Regions from separate parts of the Mus musculus genome. Here regions 2 and 3 are each linked to region 1. Evidence: chromatin loops called from intact Hi-C (ENCODE). Cell type or tissue: heart. All regions are shown on one strand. Region 1 holds the start of Platr26 (pluripotency associated transcript 26). Region 2 overlaps Gm36857 (a long non-coding RNA gene). Region 3 holds the start of Itga6 (integrin alpha 6).

Evidence for each region. A loop is a pair of places that touch in the nucleus more often than their neighbours do. Peaks named below come from ENCODE experiments on the same cell type or tissue, not always from the same donor. Only the 100,000 strongest peaks of a DNase experiment are listed, where the experiment ranks them.
Region 2: a loop joins it to region 1, with 2.0 times the contacts of the local background. A loop is called at or near these places in 3 of 42 quality-filtered maps.
Region 3: it touches region 1 in a loop (1.9-fold over the local background); 2 of 42 quality-filtered maps call a loop at or near these places.

Annotation. Positions count from the first base shown.
Region 1 is chr2:71,718,238-71,720,737 of GRCm38, forward strand. Platr26 (pluripotency associated transcript 26) reads left to right here and starts at 1,180. Exons shown (of 4, transcript NR_037979.1): 1 at 1,180-1,271. In heart, no CTCF peak of the experiment used is centred here; a DNase peak (open chromatin) is centred at 1,534; H3K27ac peaks cover 939 bases.
Region 2 is chr2:71,597,897-71,600,396 of GRCm38, forward strand. All of the region lies in intron 1 of Gm36857 (a long non-coding RNA gene), which reads left to right. Among named protein-coding and RNA genes, the nearest start is that of Gm36857, 7.8 kb to the left of the region's middle. In heart, a CTCF peak has its summit at 1,107 (motif pointing right); a DNase peak (open chromatin) is centred at 1,115; H3K27me3 peaks cover 609 bases.
Region 3 is chr2:71,786,632-71,789,131 of GRCm38, forward strand. Itga6 (integrin alpha 6) reads left to right here and starts at 308. Exons shown (of 26, transcript NM_008397.4): 1 at 308-689. The coding sequence starts at 508. In heart, CTCF peaks have their summits at 1,062 and 1,345; DNase peaks (open chromatin) are centred at 320 and 1,420; H3K4me3 peaks cover 2,500 bases; H3K27ac peaks cover 2,288 bases.

The DNA of each region.
Region 1 (2,500 bases):
ACAGGGTTTCTCTGTATAGCCCTGGCTGTCCTGGAACTCACTTTGTAGACCAGGCTGGCCTCAGAAATCCGCCTGCCTCTGCCTCCCGAGTGCTGGGATTAAAGGCGTGCACCACCACACCCGGCTTCTGTCTTTTCTTTGTTAACCAGATAGATTTTTTTTTTTTTAATCTGTTGAAGTTTAGCTCTGGTTCTGCCTCCCAGTCCGATGCTCCCGGAAATAAGACTCAGACTTAAATTATATTTACAAATACCTTGGCCATATAGCTAGGCTCTACTCTGACTAGATCAAAACTAAAGATACCTATTTAACCTACACTCTGCCACATGGGTGGCTGTGGCTGGTTACCTGTGCTCTGGTACCCCTCCCGCCTCTATTTTCTGCCTAAGCCGTAGGCCATGGATTTTTTAATTGACAGGTGAGGTATCTTGTGTACCTTACACAAGATACTCTCTCCACAAAAATCTAATATTTTATTAATTCTTTGAGACTTGCATACATAATAGAATGTATTTTAGGTATATTCACCCCCATTCCTCTCAGATCTATCTTCATGTCTCCTCCTGTCTTCTCTCTCTCTCTTTTTTTTTATAACATACTGGGTTTTATTTATTTATTTATTTATTTATTTTTGCTGTAAAGAGACACAATGAGCATGTAAAGTTGCTTCATGAAGAAAAACCTTTAATTGGGGCTGGCTTACAGGTTCAGAGGTTTACTCTGTTATCATCATGGTGGGAAGCATGATGACAGACATGGTACTGGAGAAGGCTCTACATCTGGATCTGCAGGCAGCAGAGAGAGCGAGCCACCCGGTGAGGGTTGAGCTTCAAAGCCTGCGCCCAGTGACACACTTCCTCCGATGAGGCCACATCTACTCCAACAAGGCCACATCCCCTAATACTGCCACTCCCTATGAGCCTATAGGGCCCATTTTCATTCAAACTATCATGCCCATTCAGTTCCGTTTATTCTGTCCTTCCAGACATCCGTCTGGGTCATCCACTGCAGTTTGGTCAAACAAAGACCACACCCATAAGAAAACTGACTCCCCGGCCGTTAGCTCCTTAGCTAGGGGTCAGAGTTCATGAGCCCCTCCCACCTCTGCACCCAGCCTTGTCTTTAAAAAGCTCTGGCGTCTCTGATGTGGACCTCACTTTGGAAACACTGACAGAGAGCTTTCAGAGATGCAGTGACTCTGCCAGATGCTTCAGTGTCTCCCAGGAGGCAGGTTTTGCAGTGCATGGAGAGGAACCAGCTGGCAGAGAAAGGTGGGAATGCCATTCTGGGAAGAGAAGCCCAGTGCTGGGGCTCTGGTGACCATACTGTCTCTTCCTGTGACTCTTTGTGCATGTGTCTCAGGTGTTAACCACTCCAGCCCAGAGTGCCAAAGTTAAACAGCCTGGGCTTTGTGGAGAGCTGGGAAGCCGCCTCCTGTGTTCACAGTAGGTTTGGAACTTGACCATGCTTATCTACCGAACAAGGCAGGACCTGTGACTGGCTGCACAATTAGCCAAGATGTTACAGTGCTCCCACAAAAAGAGGTGACAGCAAGGCCAGCCAGGGTGTCATAGGAGAGCCCTGCCTGTGAATAATGAACCAGCGCCGGGCCTGAGCTTGGCAGCCTGTCTGTTAGCCTGTCTGTTAAGACACTGTGAGAGCCTGTTGGCAAAACCTGGCATTCTGGGACAAAAAGCTCAGCCAGAATGGCCTGCTACATTAGACAGGAGACAAAGAAACCTGGCCCAGGCTAGAGGCACTTGCCTTTAGACGAGGCAGTAACATTGCAAGAGACTGTGGTTTCAGCTGCAGTTAGAAGGGTCCCCAGGGTCCTGGAAACCTTGTTTTGTGATGAGACAAAGCTCTGGTGAACCAAAGCTGCCTCTCTGCCCCCCACCCCACCACTACCTGTGCATTAGCAGGAATCCTAGATTACCATGGAATTTAACAGGTACATGAACATGAAGCATGTGTACATGTTGAATAACCATGAGGAAATCTCTCAGGACACACAGAAGAATTACTTGTGTGTGTGTGTCTCAGTATGTGTGTCTGTGTAAGAATGTGTCATGAAGATGTGTGTGTGAGAAAGAGTGTGTGTGTGCGTGTGAATATATGTGAGTGTGTAAGTGTGTATATGTGTTCTGTGTGTGAATATATGTGAGTGTGTAGGTGTGTATATGTTTTGTGTGTATGTGGGTGTCTATGTGTCTATGAGGACGTGTGTGTGTGTGTGTGTGTGTGTGTATCTGTGTGAGTATGTATGTGTGTGTGTGAGCATGTCTCTGAGAGAGTATGTCTGTGTGTGAGTGTATATTACAAGTGTGTGTGTCTGTGTGAATGTGTATGAGTGTGTGCCTATGTTTCAGTATGTTTGTAAGTGTGTATCTTTATGTGTATGTAGGAGTATAAACGTGTATCTATGTGTGTGATGGTTTGTATATGCTTGACCCAGGGAGTGGCACTATTTGGAGGTATGGCCCTGTTGGAGTGGGTGTGG
Region 2 (2,500 bases), 120 kb before region 1:
CAAATAGCTAAATGAATAAGTAAGCAACTAAACCAAGTCCATATTCTGGTAGGTCTGCATCTTTGTAGGGACTTCCTGCTGGAGCTTCAAATCTGGAACTTGAGTTTAATCTGATCCATGCATGGCTTCATCTAGTGGGTAGATCCAGGCTTTTCCTCCCATAGGCGATGGCCTTTCTTAACAAGACAGATCTACATTCATACACACAAAACACAGTTTCGGATTTGGAAAGAGTCCCCTTGCCAGTGAAAGACACGTGAGTCTCTCTAGCCTCATGGTGAAATTGTGTTCAGGGTCACCTTCTGTACGAAGCTGCAAGCCTTCTCTCTGCTGGTGCCCGCCATGTGCTCACAGACTTTAGGACTCTCACTCTTTTCCAAGTCCTAGCTTTAAAAAACAAAAAAAAAACCAAAAGCTTTGTGAATTGTTTGAGAGAATCAATTACAGCACCAGACTGGCTGGGTTTGTTCCACGGTTCTGCCAAGCTAGTTGTGTGACTCAACCAGGTTAGTCTCTTTTGCCTCGTTTCTGTCTGTTTTTGGCAAGGGAAGTATTTGGGAGGGAGGAGCGACTGAGACCTGTATTGTTGTGACATAGTGCCTGCTACTCAAATGTCTGACAGTGTTCCAGCTAGAGTTGCCAGTTCTAACCAGCAGAAATTGACTCCGTTACCTTAAATGGAGAAGTGGCTTTATTGGAAGGATCGTGGGCAGTCAGAATTTACAGCATATGTGCAGAAGCAGAAGCAGGAAGTGTGTGAGAGGGGGAGCAGACAGTAGAAATAATCAGATCCGAACATTTGCGGCATGGCCAGGACACCATCGATAGCTCCCGCCTCCGGTGTTTCTATGCTCCCAATCTTTCTTAGAGGAGCCTCTTGAGATTCAAAATCATTGGCGATCCTCTTCAGTGGGCTGAGCCCACTGTTAGGGAAAGCAGAGCTTCGAAGCCTTTGTTTCTGTGTTAGAAATTGGGATGTCTTATTGGGGAGCGGGCCACTCATGGTAGAAGAGGGTTAGGATGCTAGGGAACAAAACTCTCTCCAACCGCTCTACCTAGGCATTGTGATTGCTGGGCACTCCACTGTCTAGTAGAATTGAGATGCAGTGTGCTATCCCACCAGTAGGTGTCACCCTTTAACAAGTGTGACCTTCCCCTCCCACCTCAGCCCCTCAGAGGCCATCTGCACAGTAAAGAATGTAGTGGCATTTCCGCAGCTGATCCCAAACTGGGGTGCCCAGTTATATTGGGTCTCTCTCTCTCTCTCTCTCTCTCTCTCTCTCTCTCTCTCTCTCTCTCTTTCACACACACACACACACACACACACACACACACACACACACACACACACACACATGGATTCAGTTCCCTCAAATGAAACCCGCTGTCTATAGTTTGTTACCCCTTTAGTATCGTCACTTGTCTGGCAGTAAATATGAATATATAGTAAGTTAAACCTGATGGGAAAAATTCAGAGAGAGTTTACTGGCTTGGTTTACTGACTTGTTTTTTTCATGATATGATTTCAGGGTTGTGATATATATCGCTTCTATGAAAAATAGTACTTTCCGAGAGAGGTGCTTTCCTAGGTCATGATGAAATCAGGGGGAGCAACAAAACACACCATGACCCAAGTGCTTGGTACTGCCCTTCAGATTGTGAGACTGATATGTGGCCTGCTGGACTAAGAGGGTCACTTGGTATTGTTCTGAAAGCAGTTAAACCACAGGTTAGCCGGGGAGTTCACTTTTCATTAGGCAACGGGTACTCAGCATAGTTCTTTTTTTTTTTTAATTAGATATTTTCTTTATATACATTTCAAATGCTATCCCGAAAGTTCCCTATACCCTCCCCCCGCCCTGCTCCCCTACCCACCCACTCCCACTTCTTGGCCCTGGCGTTCCCCTGTACTTCTTGACCAATGCTAGGTTCACAGATAGTCTTTGAACAGAAGGCGAATAAGCACGCTGCTATGGCATTGCTTTTCTGGTACCCACAAACTGAGGCTGATGAACTTAACTCCAAGGTTAGCTGGTGTGTGAGCGAGCTTTCTGTGACTATAACAAAATACTTGAGATAAGCAAGTTATTTAAAAAAAAAGACAGACTCACAGTTTTGAAAGTTTTAGTCCAAAATTAGTTTGTCCTGTTGCTTTAGGAAGCAATGTATCGTGAAAGGAGTGTATGGTAAAGAACAGTCTACATGGATGAGAGAGAGAGAGAGAGAGAGAGAGAGAGAGAGAGGTGGGGATGCATGGGAGTTACAGTAGAGCAGGGTTGTCCACTTTATGGATGGGAGAGAGAGCATTCATGTACCCATGAGAGGTGGGGGTGGAGGTGGAGCTAGGATTCTATAATCTCCTTTGAGAGCAAGTCCCAAACGACCTCAGGAATTCCCAGTAGGCCTCACCTTCTAAAGGCTCTGGCTTCTATCAATAGCACCACTCTGGTGGTGAAGCCTTTAACACGGGGAGCCTTTGGGAGATGCTCAACACGCACAC
Region 3 (2,500 bases), 68 kb after region 1:
CCAAGAGCTGGGCATACTTAGGCGCGTCTTGAACCCTTGGAGAACGGATGTCTTTGCAAGTCAGCCCTATGAGGCCCGCAGTTCAGTGACAGGTAGAAAAAAAGCCTGGCTAGTCTTGCCAAGCTCCGGGACGCTTCCGGGCAGGTGGCGGGAAGGTGGGAGGGCTGCGGCGGGTGCGCCGCTGCGGGGCGGGGCCGGCAGGGAAGGTGCGTGTGGCGGGCGGGGCCTCGGGAGGGGCGGGGCGGGGCGGGGCGGGGCCGGAGTCCCGGTCACTCGATAAAACGCTTGAGAGTCTCCAGAGAACAACGGGCTCATTGAGCAGCAGCTAGCTGCGGGCGTGGGGGAGCGGCCGCACAGTGAGCGTGAGCCGGCCGGGGGTGGGGCCGCGCGCAGGGGCGACCGAGGCCAAGTGGCCGCAGCGGCGCGCCAGGCAGCCCGGCCCCGGCCCCGAGCCCGCGCGCACAGAGGCCGCAGCAGCTCCGCGGGTCCCTCCCACCGCGCGCGCCCATGGCGGTCGCGGGCCAGTTGTGCCTGCTCTACCTGTCCGCGGGGCTTCTAGCCCGGCTGGGTACAGCCTTCAACCTGGACACCCGCGAGGACAACGTGATCCGGAAATCGGGGGATCCCGGGAGCCTCTTCGGCTTCTCGCTCGCCATGCACTGGCAGTTGCAGCCGGAGGACAAGCGGCTGTGAGTTCCCCGACTCTTCCCATCCCCACCGGGGCGCCGCGCTGCGCCAGGGAGAACGAGGGCGCGCCCTGCTGCCGCCCGTCCCGCGTGCCCAGAGCCTATCCGTGGGCTAGCCCAGCTCGGCTCTGCTCTGCCCTGGCCTTCCCTACCTTGCCCTGCCCTGCCCTGCCCTGCCCGCTCGCACTTCTTCGGCCCAAGACTTGAGAGATCCGGGCCCGCCGCGCCCTGCACACGGCGCCTCCCGGGAGTGAGGAGAGCCGAAGGGACAAACCCCGGGCCCGGCCCCGGGATACTTGACTTTCCCCCTCCCCTGAAGTGCTTTCCGCGGTTCTCCACTTCGGGCTTAGTTTGCAGGGACCCCGGCAGGTGGCACGCTTTGCTGAGCTTCACGTGTGCACTAGGGACAGTGATGGGACACAGGGTTGCGGGAAGTCTTCCAGGGAAATGCAGGCCTTTCTCCAACTCTCCGACCGTCCGGTCCCCTCCCTCGTTCGCGCGCCGCGTGGAAGTTGGGAAGCCACTTTTCGCTGTCCCGTATGACTTTCCCTGCAGAGTGGGCTCTCCTGCAGGAGATACTTTAACATGCTTCTTAAAAAGCACCTGTTCCTCAGGACTAGCTCAGCTGTGAAAACAGGCTTCTTCGAGTCGGTGTGCTAGCTCCCCCTCCCAGCTCCCTGATAGATCAGCAGCACTCAAGGATCCTCCGGCCCCAGTGCTGGGTGGGCCTCACGGAGGAGTTAGAGCAAAGTGCCCCTTCTAGGAGGGACTTAGAAAAGAAGGTTCGGAAGTGACAGTCATCCTCCCAAGTGTTTCTTCCAGGAGAAAGCGACTGGCTCTGCCTTTTAAACAGTGTTGGCTCCCACATGACCCAGTTCTTTGATTGGGGAAGATTTTCTGGAGCTTAGTCGCCCAGTCGCAGTGGGGTTAAATTCTTGATCCATGCTCATTCCCACAACAAAAGGTCCTCCTCCCCGCCCAGGTCTTGAGTTGAACCCAGGTCCTTCCAGGACCAGCAGACCGGAGAGAACAGAGTGCAGCCAAGGGGAAAGGAGAGGCCAGAATTATTTTAAACTGGAGAAAACTCCCTTTTCGGATATTTAACAACTTTGGGGTTTGTGCATATTGTGGACTTCAAAATCTTAAGGTCAGATTTTTCTGATACCACCTGCTAGGTGAAGCAGAAGTCTATTGTGGGTGGGATAGTCCCGGGCAGGGAGGGGGTCTGACTCTGCAGGCGTGGCATTCTCCCGAAAATAATTGTTGGTCAGCTGTAAATCTGAAGTGAGAGGGTTTGTTTGTTTGTTTGTCAACTCAAGAGGATGACATTTCAAATCTCAAACACTATTCGAGAAACACATACATTTACCCATGGAGGATTTGAACTTAGTATAGAAGTGACTGTGGGCCAACAGAGGGAAAACATTCTTTGCCTTTATTTAGCATTCTGTCTGTATCAGACCACAGAGATTGGCTTCCTGGATGGACATGTCCAAGCAGACATTATAATGGGGGGAAACTGGGGCAAGAAATGTCCTGAGGACAATGATTTCAAATTGTGCCTTTAGCCAGGAATCACTGTTGTCATTAAGGTGAGCAGCCTTGGGCCTGCTAAAACTTGTCACTACCGCAGGGCTTCTCTGCTATTACAGCTGCTACAGGTCCTCCCAAGACAAGTTCTGGTGCCTTTAAAAAAAAAAAGCCATAGAGCAGTGTTTCTCAAACTGTAGGTTGTGACCCCTTAACAGCGGTTGCATATCAGATATCTATATTACGATTTATAAGAGTAGTAATATTAGTTATGAAGTAGCAAT